Regions from separate parts of the Homo sapiens genome. Here regions 1 and 2 are each linked to region 3. The links are chromatin contacts, found by Hi-C or POLR2A ChIA-PET in ENCODE. All regions are on one chromosome and are shown on one strand. Each heading gives the region's core, a stretch centred on a gene start or an enhancer-like site at or near the end of the contact. The rest is flanking DNA. Distances are from core to core; before and after follow the strand shown.

Region 1 (4,099 bases), core at 121-2,620, 510 kb before region 3:
CTTTATCTACTGTTTCTCTCATATACTTTATTCTTCTCAGAGCAGCCAGAGGGGTCACTTCAAACCGGAAATCTAATTTGAATTCACTGGAAACAGCCCAGATGTCCATAACAAGTCAACAGATAAACAAACTAGTACGTCCATACAGCAGAATACTCCTCAGCAATAAATAGAAATTAACTACCAATGCATCCAACACCACGGATTAATCTCAAAAATATACTGAGTGAAAGAACAGTATGTACTATGTGGTAACATTTATATGAAAAATAGCTAAATTAACTTAAAGTGACACAAATCAGATCAGTGCTTGCTTCCAAGGGAGAGAGACTTGAATGGCAAGGAGCAGGCAGAAATTTTCTAGGGGGATGGAAAAGTTCTGTCTTGATACGTATTTGTTGAAACGTATCAGAACTAAAGATCTTGACATCACTGTGTAAAAATTATATGTTGGCAATCTGGCCCCCATTTATCCCTTCCACCTAATCTCCTACACTCATACCCCCCACCCCACCCACCTCCATCTAGCCACACAGGTCTCCTGACAGGCCTCACACACGACAAGCCACTTCTGGCCCCAGAGTCTTTGCACGGCACCCTCTTCCTCACTTCTTATCATGCAGGCCTCGGTCCGTGTCCCTTCTGCAGAAGGATTTCCTGGGCATGTATCTAGAGGAATTCCCCAGGCATTCTCATTTAATTCTCTGTTTTCATTCTCTGCGAGGCACTTACCACTTTCTGTTATTTTCTGGCTTATTGTCTGCTTCTGCTACCAGAAAGCAAGCTCTGCAAGAATAAGGACCCATCTGTCACTGTATCACCAGCATCTAAATCAACACCTGGCACATTAAATAACAATTTGTTGAGTAAACGGAAAAAGTTGACATATATCACTGTCTCCACATTACAGCTGCGAAATCTGAGGCTTGTAAAGCATAAGTAACCTCCCCATAGTCACACATCAGGGTTCAAACCCAGGCAGTCTGGTGCCCAGGTCCATGTTCTAAACTACTCTCACGTCTGGCTCACAACAGTTTTGCTTCTCTGCTTGGTTTTACTCTGTTCCCTCTATCTGGGCTGGGTCTCTCTCCCACCCTTTCACCTCCCCCTGGCTCACAATGGTTTCTCTCTGCATTGACTTCATGCTTGATTATTCATTTTAATTTTTCTTTCACTTAATATCTGTCTCCTCAACAAGAAAAGGGCTCCTTGTGGCTTTTGCTTCCTTTTGCACATGTAGCAGAGAAGTGGCCACAGGCCCCTAACCGGTGCTCACAGATGTGTTCCTTTCGAGGTGGGATGAGTCAGGTAGTCCTGTGAGTATGTGCCAATCCTGGGTTACATGACTCACTTCATTATTTCAAAGTATGCTGACCTTGGCATCTTTGGCATTCTGCCATCTAGTTTCAACACCAGCTTGTCAGAGCTGATGCAAATTGGCACTGCCACCATCAATCACTATGATATTACTCAGGTCTCATCCTTGTACTTCTGGAACCTCCTGCATACCACACAAACCTCGCAAAAAGCTGCACAAGCCAAGAGTACACAACGCATGGGGACTGATTAGGATGGCATGGAATTTAATGGAAGCAACCCCATACAACTTGCCCTGAGGTTACTGACAAGATTACCCTAAACCTCCTCCTGATATTAGGTGATGTATTGTTCCAAGTGGACCATTAGAGACATTATTCACACTTTTTTCCAAAATAAATGCATCCATCTCCTTCACATCTGTAATCAATCCCAGCACTTTGGAAGGCCGATGAGGGTGGATCACGAGGTCAGGAATTCAAGACCAGCCTGGCCAAGATGGTAAAACCCCGTCTCTACTAAAGATACAAAAATTAGCTGCGTATGGTGGCAGACCCCTGTAATCCCAGCTACTCAGGAGGCTGAGGCAGAGAATTGCTTGAACCCAGGAGGCGGAGATTGCAGTGAGCCAAGATCGCGCCACTGCACTGCAGCCTAGGTGACAGAGCGAGACACCGTCTCAAAAAAAAAACAAAAAAACAAAAAACAAAAACAAAAAAAAATAAGTCTAAAGCCGGACACAATGGCTCATGCCTGTAATCCCAGCACTTTGGGAGGCCGAGGAGGATGGATCACTTGAGGTCAGGAGTTTGAGACCAGCCTTGCCAACATGGCGAGACCCCATCTCTACTAAAAATACAAAAATTAGCTCGGTGTGGTGGTACATGCCTGTAATCTCAGCTACTTGGGAGACTGAGGCAGGAGAATCACTTGAACCTGGAGATGGAAGTCGCGGTGAGCTGAGATCATGCCACTGCACTCCAGCCTGGGCTACAGAGTGAGACTCCATCTCAAAAAAATAAAATAAAATAAAAATAAATAAAAAATAAGCCTAAATGGTAAAGGAACAATTAAAGAAAGTCTATTGTAGACTTTAAAGTGGGCCACAAAGTAACAAAAAATATAAATAGTAGTTTAAAGAATGCCTTCATATACAATTGATTTTTAAGTTTACTAATATAATACAGACTTCTAGAATATATGCTAAAACTTTGTCTCACTTTGTAGCTTTTAACTCACTGATCTCATAACACTCATATACCTTCCTGAGTTTTTTTGTTTTGTCTTGTTTTTTGAGACAGGGTCTCACTCTGTCACCCAAACTACAGTGCAGCAGCACACTCACGGCTCACCACAGCCTCGACCTCCTGGACTCAAGTGATCCTCCTGCTTCAGCCTCCTGAGTAGCTAGGACTACAGACATGTGCCACCATGCCCAGCTAATTTTTGTATTTTTATAGAGATGGGGTCTCATTATGTTGCCCAGGCTGGTCTCAAACCCTTGAGCTCAAGCAATCTGCCCACCTTGGCCACCCAAAAGTAGGATCCCACACCTGGGATTACAGGCGTGAGCCACATTCCTGGCCTTAAGAATTTAATTGTAACTTGCAGAAGAGGAAACAGTGGTTGGAGAGGATTAAAATATAGGTGATTCCTCTTTGCTTGATTTGTAGGAGACGTTCAGGCCATAAGATAACTGTTGCTTGTCATCAAGTCTGCCATGAACCAAGGGGAAACACACTTAACTATGAGTAAGTGTTGTTCCAGCTCCAGCTGGAGGCTGCCCTGCTGCAGACCACAAAGCTAGCTACTAAACCTCCCTGCACCTTAGTTTCCTCATCTTTCTTTTTTGAAGACGGAGTCTAGCTCTTGTCGCCCAGGCTGGAGTGCAGTGGCGCAATCTCAGCTCACCGCAACCTCCGCCTCCTGGGTTCAAGTGATTCTCCTGCCTCAGCCTCCCGAATAGCTGGGATTACAGGCACCTGCCACCACACCTGGCTAATTTTCGTCTTTTTGTTTTTTTAGTAGACATGGGGTTTCACCATGTTGGCCAGCCTGGTCTCAAACTCCCGACCTCAGGTGATGTGACCACCTCAGCCTCCTAAAGTGCTGGGATTACAGGCATGAGCCACCGTGCCCGGCCTCTTTTTCTCTCTTTTTTTTTTTTCTTTTTTTTAAGAGATGGGGTCTCTCTCCGTAGCCTAGGCTGGATCACCAACTCAGCCTCCTAAAGTGCTGGGATTACAGGCATGAGCCACCATGCCTGGCCATCTTTACAATACAGTTTCCTTTCCACCAATCTCACAAAGCCTGTGAATATCAAATTACCAATTTATTCAACAAATATTTATCAAGTGCCTACTATGTGCAAGGTATGATCCACCCGAGATATGAATTTAATGGAAAATTTAATGGAATTTAATCCCCAGTACAACTTGTCTGTTTCTCCTATGGGCTGAGGCCTTATGGGCTCCATGAACCCAAATCTCCGCTTCATGGAGCTTCTATTGTCATAAGGAAAACAGATAGGAAATCATTTTTTAAAACATAATTTCCAAATATTAAGAAGTGCAGTAAAGGAAAACAAAACAAGATAAGATTATAGAGTGATAGATGGGGTGCTGCTACTTTAGACCGGAGAGTCAGGAAGGCTTCTCTGAGAAGCTGGCATTTAAGAACAGACTGGAATGAGGCTTTGAGAACAAGATACAGAGATACATGGCAGAGAAAAGTGTGCAAAGCAGCAGGTAACCACATGCACAATTAGATGCTAGAGATGAAT
Region 2 (3,882 bases), core at 1,383-3,882, 590 kb before region 3:
GGCATGTGCCTATAGTTCCCAGCTACGCATGAGGCTGAGGTGGGAGAATCACTTGAACCCATGAGGCGGTGGTTGCAGTGAGCCAAGATCACACCACTGCACTCCAGCCTGGGCAACAGAGTGTGAACCTGTCTCAAAAAAAAAAAAAAAAAGACAGTACAGAACAAAGAATGTAATGTAAAAGGTCTCCATAATTCTTCGTGACATTGAATGCCTGTTGCAGTTATATTAATACTTTGGATATATGGGTAAAATAAATTTCCAAAATTAATCTCACTGGATTCCACTTGCTTTTTTAAAAATATATACATATAACTACTAGAAAATTTAAAAGCACATAATATGTGTGCTTTTATAACCTCATATTTGCAGGCTGCTTTATATTTCTATTGGACACATTGCTTTAGACCTTCCAATAATTTTTCTCAGCAGCCATCTTAATCATCCGGAGCTGCTAATCTTTAGTCCACCCATGAAAATCCTAAATGAATAACATTCTTTTTTTTTTTTTTTTTTTTTTGAGATGGAGTTTCGCTCTCATTGCCCAGGCTGGAGTGCAGTGCTGTGATCTTGGCTCACTGCAACCTCCGCCTCCCGGGTTCAAGCAATTTTCCTGCCTCAGCCTCCCAAGCAGCTGGGACTACGGGCATGTGCCACCACACCAAGCTAATTTTGTATTTTTAGTAGAGACAGGGTTTTACCACATTGGTCAGGCTGGTCTCAAACTCCTGATCTCAGGAGATCCACCCACCTTGGCCTCCCAAAGTGCTAGGATTACAGGTGTGAGCCACTGCCCAGCCCTAAATGAATAACATTCTAAGGACATGTTTTCTGGTTCCCTTTTCTTAAAAGCAAGAAAGTAGAACAGGACAAGGTATAGATGAGAGCTCTTTCTGTCAATTCAGAGTCTGGTTTATTCTCGCCAGACTGCGACACCAACTGCAATACCAATAAAACATGGACACAGTTCCTGGAAAGGAAGGGACCTAAGCCAAAGACAACTGGGAAGATAAATTAGCAACAAAAAAAAACAAAACAAAACAAAAAGACACTCCAACACATGCCAAACCCTACAGGAATAACTTCTGAAATTTATTCATAAATTTACATGACTTCCCTTATAGAATTTCATGACTTCCCTTAAAGAATTTCCTTAGTCCTTGTTTTCCCTTAGGGACAAGGTCATAAGAAATCTTTCTGAAGTGTAAGCTGCCTAAATCATCTTTCTAATCCACATTAACCATATCCTTTCCAGTAGTTCAGTGTCACTAATTGTGATTACATGTTTGCGTGTATGTGTAAATTAACAATGAACACTGAGATCTATTTTTCAAATATCCCTTCATTTGCTATCGACTACACTTGAGTTACATATTGAACTTGTACAGTATCCTGGTACCTCGCCCCAAAGTCCAACAAAGCCTTGGTACAACCCTACTTGTTGGTAGGTGAAACCACTTACTCTCCTCACACACATACACATACACTCACAGTGAGACAGAGGTCCCCAACCCCTAGACCATTACCAGTCCGTGGCCTGTTAGGGACCGGGCTGCACAGCACGAGGTGAGTGGCAGGCAAGTGAGCATTACCGCCTGAGCTCTGCCTCCTGTCAGATCAGTGGTGGCACTAGACTCTCATAGGAGTGCAAACCCCATTGTGAACTATGCGTGCAAGGGATCTAGGTTGCATGCTCCTTATGAGAATCTAACTAATGCCTGATGATCTGAGCTGGAACAGTTTCATCCCAAAATCATAGCCCTAATCTGACCCGTGGAAAAATTGTCTTCCGTGAAACCAGTCCCTGGTGCCAAAAAGGTTGGAGACCATTGGAGTGAGAGGACTATTCCCAGAAAGTCCTTAACTCCACTTTGAACCTTCTCTGGACATGGCACAGAGAGATCTTCCCAAGCTCTGCAGGCCTTAGTGAGAAGCCCCACATTCTGCTCTTCTTCTAAGACCTTGGGTTTACCCTTACCTTGACTTGCTCATTTGAGGTTACAGCACAGAAGACAATCTCTGTGAATCCTTGAGATGGGAACATACGGAAACAGATACCACCAATAACACGGCCATCTTTAATTAAAGCAAGGGTTTTGTGTTTCCTGAAAGAATAAGATTATGTCAAAGTTTTACCTATCCTAGTTATATAAATATACTTTTTGGGGTGTTCCTTATTAACCAACTAAGAAAGAGGGACATGTCCTAAGTTTCTATAGAAACTTCCTTCATGTAGCCCCTATCTCGCTAGACCATCCTTTTATCTGAACTTTTTAGAGCTAGGTCGCCTGCACAAGATGTCATCAGCACTCCCATCAGAACAAAATACCAGTCACCTAAGAAGTGCCTGAGGTTTACAAATAGAGAACAGAGTATGTGCAGAGGTGCTCTGGAACTGGCACAGCCAGTGCCAAGGAGGGGTCAGGGAGAGCAGGAAGTCATGGACAAACATGGTATGTGTCTCTGAAGAGTTAAGTCTTACTCCAAAATATTACAGAAACATTATGAAAAAGAATTTAAAATTTACATATACAATTTGCAAAATTCCGCATTATGGAATCCTTCCCTCTGTCTAAAGCATCACTCTGAATTGTCACAGGCATGGATCACAGTCCCCATAGGCTACTGGGCTATGTATGTTAAAATAAATTCAATTAGAGAAGTTTAGTTCTTTAGGGTTTCGTGGGTTTTTTTTTTTTTTTTTTTGAAATGGAGTTTCGCTCTGTTGCCCAGGCTGGAGTGCAATGGCACGGTCTCGGCTCACCACAACCTCCGCCTCCTGGGTTCAAGCAATTCTCCTGCCTCAGCCTCCCAAGTAGCCGTGATTACAGGCATGTGTCACCAGGCCTGGCTAATTTTGTATTTTTAGTAGAGACGGGGTTTCTCCATGTTGGTCAGGCTGGTCACAAACTCTCAACCTCAGGTGATCCTCCCACCTCAGCCTCCCAAAATGCTGGGATTACAGGCATGAGCCACCATGCCCGGCCTAGTTTTTTGTTTTTTTTTTTTAAGCAATGGATTTTCAAAGTTAACCTGTCTTATATCCCAATAATTGCCCACAGACCTGGGCAATAATGGCACCTAGTTAAGATACCAAAACCAATATTTTGATTATGAAGAAAGCAGAACATCTTAGTGTTACATTCTCTCACTGCTATAAAGAATGAAGCACAGGAGAGTCATCAGCAATGTAAAATATAAAGTTTCATCATCATTAACAAGAAAATTTGTAAATTGTTGAAAATTACTCTTAGCACTTTCAGACATGAAAATCAGCTTGGTGAAGCTCTGTATCCACAGCAAGACAGGTGCAGTAGTATTCGGTGGATGACTATGGCTGACTTTCACTATCTAAGCAGTTCCTCTTTCATTTAAAAAGGAAATAAGGAAGAAGGAACAGAAAGTACCACTTACGGGTCAAAGACGAGCCGTGTGATGTATTCTTTTGGCATTCGGGGCAGCTGGTGGGAGAAAACGTTCTGTAGGCCAACCAGCCACATCAGGATCTTCTTGTTTGGTTTCTGGTTGAGGGAATTGCCAACCACGTGAAATTCAATTACACCCCTGCGCTCTTCCAACCTTGCCGCCTCATCCCTGGCCGAGTGTGCTGACAGAAAATTGGTCTGAGATGCAAGAGACAGGAAAAAATTACACAGAGCTATTCTCTCAAGACAGTGGGGATGGGACACATCCAAGCTTCTCATCTTTGTTCTAATAAGATACACATTTGTGGATTTTCAGAGTCCTAAATACACATGTGTGCACACATACACACAGAGACACATACACATACAAGTTATGAAGACAAGACAGAAAAGGCAGGTAAAGCATTTTGAGAAATTGGAGTATTATATGTGTACACGGATGATATTCAGTGTAGAT
Region 3 (3,767 bases), core at 1,095-3,594:
GTATTGCCCCATCAGCCACCTAGGCAGCAGCATTAAGATATAGAAACAGTTTCTAATAACAGAAAACTTTCTTTTTTCATTATTTCATATACGATATTTTATTGTCAGTAGGTACCACCTCTCCACAGTCAGATAGTAGATTATCAGTTGTTTTTTATAAATGTGGTTAAAACAGCACAGTGCTGCTCTTATGGCTTATATATGGAGCTGGTTTTGTGTTGCAGTATAAAGCTCTGATTTCTGAACACAACAACCATGTTTAAGCAAAATGAGGAAAAACATTAGGTAGTTTTTCCATGGGACACATTGTCTGTAGTCTTGAGGGAGGAACTTCTGTCTCAGCTCATGGTTCACAAGACCTACAATTGTGATCTGCTCTTGTAACCAACAATTATTCTTTTCCCAAGCTCAGACTCATGAAACTGAGATATGCCAATGATATCTGAGGAATAAAATCCTTCACAATGATATCTCTAAGCTAAACTAGAAATGATAGAATAGACGGCATTTTGGGGAGCCTATTCTAATCAGAAAGTGATATGTCCATCAACTAGTATGGTTTTAAAACATAGAGGAGTATTTGAAGTGGAAAGAAGATGATGAGTCTCCAGGAGGAAGGTTGATATTGATACACATCTTGTTATACACCTATACATAACTATATGCACATTCCTTCTTGCTTAAACCCTACTTCAGCCAATGCTGGGTCCTTTGTCGACTAGACTAGAGCAGTAGTTCTCGAACTTTAGCTGGTATCAGAAGCACCACAGGTTGCTGGGCCCTACCCCCAGAGTTTCTGATTCTGTATGTGTGCTACCCACACAAACTAAATCAAACTCTTTGTGGTTAGAGCCAGGAATCTGTTTTTTAAAAGCAACATAGGTAATTCTAATGGGTAGCCAGAGTCAAGAACCAGTGTTTGGGTATTTCTTTTTTTCTTTTTCTTTTCTTTTTTCTTTCTTTCTTTCTTTTTTTTTTCAGACAGAGTCTTGCCCTGTCTCCAGGCTGGAGTGCAGTGGCGTGATCTCTGCTCACTGCAATCTCTGCCTCCTGGGTTTAAGCGATTCTCCTGACTCAGCCTCCCAAGTAGCTGGGACTACAGGCGCCCGCCACCATGCGTGGTTAATTTTTGTATTTTTAGTAGAGACGGGGTTTCAGCATGTTAGCCAGGATGGTCTCCATCTCTTGACCTCGTGATACACCCACCTCAGCCTCCCAAAGTGCTGGGATTACAGGTGTGAGCCACCGCACCCGGCCTTGTTCAGGTATTTCTAAGCCTTTAACATGTGCACAAATTACCTGAGAATCTTGTCAAAATGTAGATTCTGATTCACTGCTCTGAGATGGGGGTCCAGGATTTTGCATTTTTAACAAGCTTCCAGATGAAGCTGCTGCTGTTGTCCCGCAAACCACACCCTGCGAACCAAGTGTGAGAAATGTTGTCTTCTTTACCCCTTTTCTGTAGACGTGGTTTTTGTGTAAGTTAACAAGAGATATGCTAAGTGATCTAGGCCCAGGGCTCAAATACCTTTGGGGTACTGGAAGCCAGAGTTGACAATTAGATTTGGTTCCACAGGTTGTCTGATTATAGCAGGAGGAACTCTTATGACTCATTTTGGTCAATAAGTTATCATGGCAACTTTCGGAAATCTGTGTTTCCATCTGAGGGCTTCTGGACATCACTGCCAATCATAGCAAGGGGCCCCAAAGATGCTGAGTGTTGGCCATGTGGCTGCAGCTACCCAGAGGGCTCTGTGTTCCCCAAAAGATGTGGCTGAGTTTGAGCCCCTTCCTTATTAGCATTTAATACTGACCCCCATGCAGAGTTCAGAAATAATTCTCTCTCAGGACAAATAAACCATAGTGAAGAATAAAGCTACAGGAGTAGCATAAAGTTCAGAGTCAGCACTGGTTAAAAAAAATTACCATGGCAAGTAAAAGTGCCAAAGCAAAAGGGTACTCTTTACCCTGGAGGAAATTCTTAAATGAAAGTGGTCCCTTCAACTTAGTATATTAGTTCTTTACAAAAATAAAAAGCACAGACACACTTTTAAGTCTCACTTCCTCTTATTTTATTCTTTGTTGTACTCAAATATATCACATATGTATGTTCTATTTTTATCAAGCCAACTGTGAAAAAAAACCCAGAAGCTTAGCTTCAGCGTCAAATTCCATCCCATTTCCAGCTTCTTATCTCCATAAAGGAAAAACCCAAGTTAAAAGGAAATAGCTTAAGAAGGCATAGTTTTGCCCTTTGGACACATTTTCCCACCAGCTGTTTTTTTTCTGGAATGAACAGCTTATTTAATTACCTGCAATGACAGGTATGTAAGTGCTGGTCTATCTCTGCCTCACTGTGCTGTCCTCATGTCTTTTATACTGTTTATTCAGGGCTTGGTGAATGACACAACTCAAGGAATAGGTTCTTTCAGGACACAAGCTGCAGGGAGTAACATTTAGCTTATTCCCTCTGATGAGACCTACTCACACGGTGGGCTACTAAGGGAAGCTTTGAAGGCATCTGTGTGAAGTGGCAGACATTTCATAAGCTCTGCTTCTAGCCAGAGGAACTGTGGGTAAGAGGGCAACAACATTTGCCACAGAGAAAGCTCTGAGGCTTCTGGCTGATAGTGCTCAGGTCTTCTGTGGCCAGGGATGGTGGTTGTGACATATATGTGTGTGATTTCTAAAGCAACAGCAAATCTCTATAGAAAAACTTTATGGGGAAAAATGGTATGTGTTTGTAGAATATATTTGTGTTAGTGAATAAACTTCCTGTATCTTTCTGTAATTAAAGAGTTCAAAATAAAACTTCACTGAAATTCAGATAGACATATTAGAAGCCACACGGGTTGGGGATAAGGTGGCTGGGGGCAGAAACAGCATGTTTTTCTGCCCTGGTGGCTCTTCAACAACTTTTTTTAAAAAGGTAAATGTTGACTTGATTGTTAACACTGTGATGAATAGACTGTAGGGGACATATTATGAAAGCTACTTTGTGACCTAAGCAGAGAAAATGTCAAAGAGAGGACTCATTTTCCAGAAGGTGGCCTGGAACACTGAGTGAGAGGGAAAAGGAGGAAGCATGAGGAAGGGCCAAGGGGAGAGGAGGGAGCGGGAAAGAGAGAATGGAGAGGATGTAAGTGGGAGGAGGCTGGAGATAAAGGGAGAGCCAGGAAGAAGTTGGGGAAGAGGAGAGGGGGGGCAAGGAAAGGTGAAAAAATCAGGAAGGAGAGGTAAGAAGGAGATGAGGGGAGGAGGGGGAAATAGGAAAGGAACCAGGGGATGAAAGGTCAGGAAGATAAACTGACATTTGTTTAGCGTTTATTGTACGTCGGGTAGTGTGCCTTCACAAAAATTACTTCATTAATTCTCACGAAGACTCTGAAAATTGGATATATTTTATTCTTCAAGTTTTAGATGAAGGAATTGAGGCTCAGATGTCTTAAATAACTTGTCCATATCACAGAGCAAGAAAAAAATGGTTGGAGGCAAACACTCCTTTGTGTTCTTCCAAAACTTCTGCTCCTTTCTCAGCTTAATATTTATTTGGACCATTTGCCTTTCTATAAAGTGAAATAAATAGGCAAAGGAAAGCCTTTTGGAAGAGCCCTTAATAGAGCCTATGCCTGCACTTGTACCCAAGCTCTATTTTCGGTGATGATGGTATCTAAGAGAAGACTACATTTGAAGTACTATATACTTAAAAAAGAAGACATAAAAGCAATGTCTTAAAAAGATGACCTTAGAAAATGAGCTATATATGC

The links. A loop is a pair of places that touch in the nucleus more often than their neighbours do. ChIA-PET counts read pairs that join two places held with the same protein, here RNA polymerase II (POLR2A). Pooled maps may share reads with other maps.
Region 1: a loop to region 3 is called in a map with no recorded cell type, with 4 times the contacts of the local background. The contact joins two enhancer-like sites. A Hi-C loop is called at or near these places in 1 of 168 maps with a recorded cell type or tissue (OCI-LY7), 12 of 37 single-sample maps with no recorded cell type and 6 of 50 pooled maps. POLR2A ChIA-PET finds 5 or more read pairs at or near these places in 1 of 52 experiments (activated naive CD8-positive, alpha-beta T cell).
Region 2: a loop to region 3 is called in a pooled map, with 8 times the contacts of the local background. The contact joins two enhancer-like sites. A Hi-C loop is called at or near these places in 3 of 37 single-sample maps with no recorded cell type and 4 of 50 pooled maps.

Annotation. Positions count from the first base shown.
Region 1 is chr3:20,052,047-20,056,145 of GRCh38, reverse strand. The region is part of intron 1 of KAT2B (lysine acetyltransferase 2B); the gene reads right to left. Among named protein-coding and RNA genes, the nearest start is that of KAT2B, 14 kb to the right of the region's middle. RefSeq lists an enhancer at 949-1,188. Within about 2 kb of position 1,370, at least 18 of the 41 ENCODE cell types and tissues checked have a DNase peak (open chromatin) inside an H3K27ac peak, as active enhancers do; they include OCI-LY7, where a contact is called at or near this core.
Region 2 is chr3:20,125,646-20,129,527 of GRCh38, reverse strand. It overlaps KAT2B (lysine acetyltransferase 2B), which reads right to left. Exons shown (of 18, transcript NM_003884.5): 10 at 3,415-3,623; 11 at 1,979-2,105. Among named protein-coding and RNA genes, the nearest start is that of MIR3135A, 10 kb to the left of the region's middle. RefSeq lists an enhancer at 3,428-3,507. Within about 2 kb of position 2,632, at least 5 of the 41 ENCODE cell types and tissues checked have a DNase peak (open chromatin) inside an H3K27ac peak, as active enhancers do.
Region 3 is chr3:19,538,513-19,542,279 of GRCh38, reverse strand. No RefSeq gene overlaps it. Among named protein-coding and RNA genes, the nearest start is that of MIR4791, 230 kb to the right of the region's middle. RefSeq lists a silencer at 684-853 and an enhancer at 1,467-1,576. Within about 2 kb of position 2,344, at least 3 of the 41 ENCODE cell types and tissues checked have a DNase peak (open chromatin) inside an H3K27ac peak, as active enhancers do; they include OCI-LY7, where a contact is called at or near this core.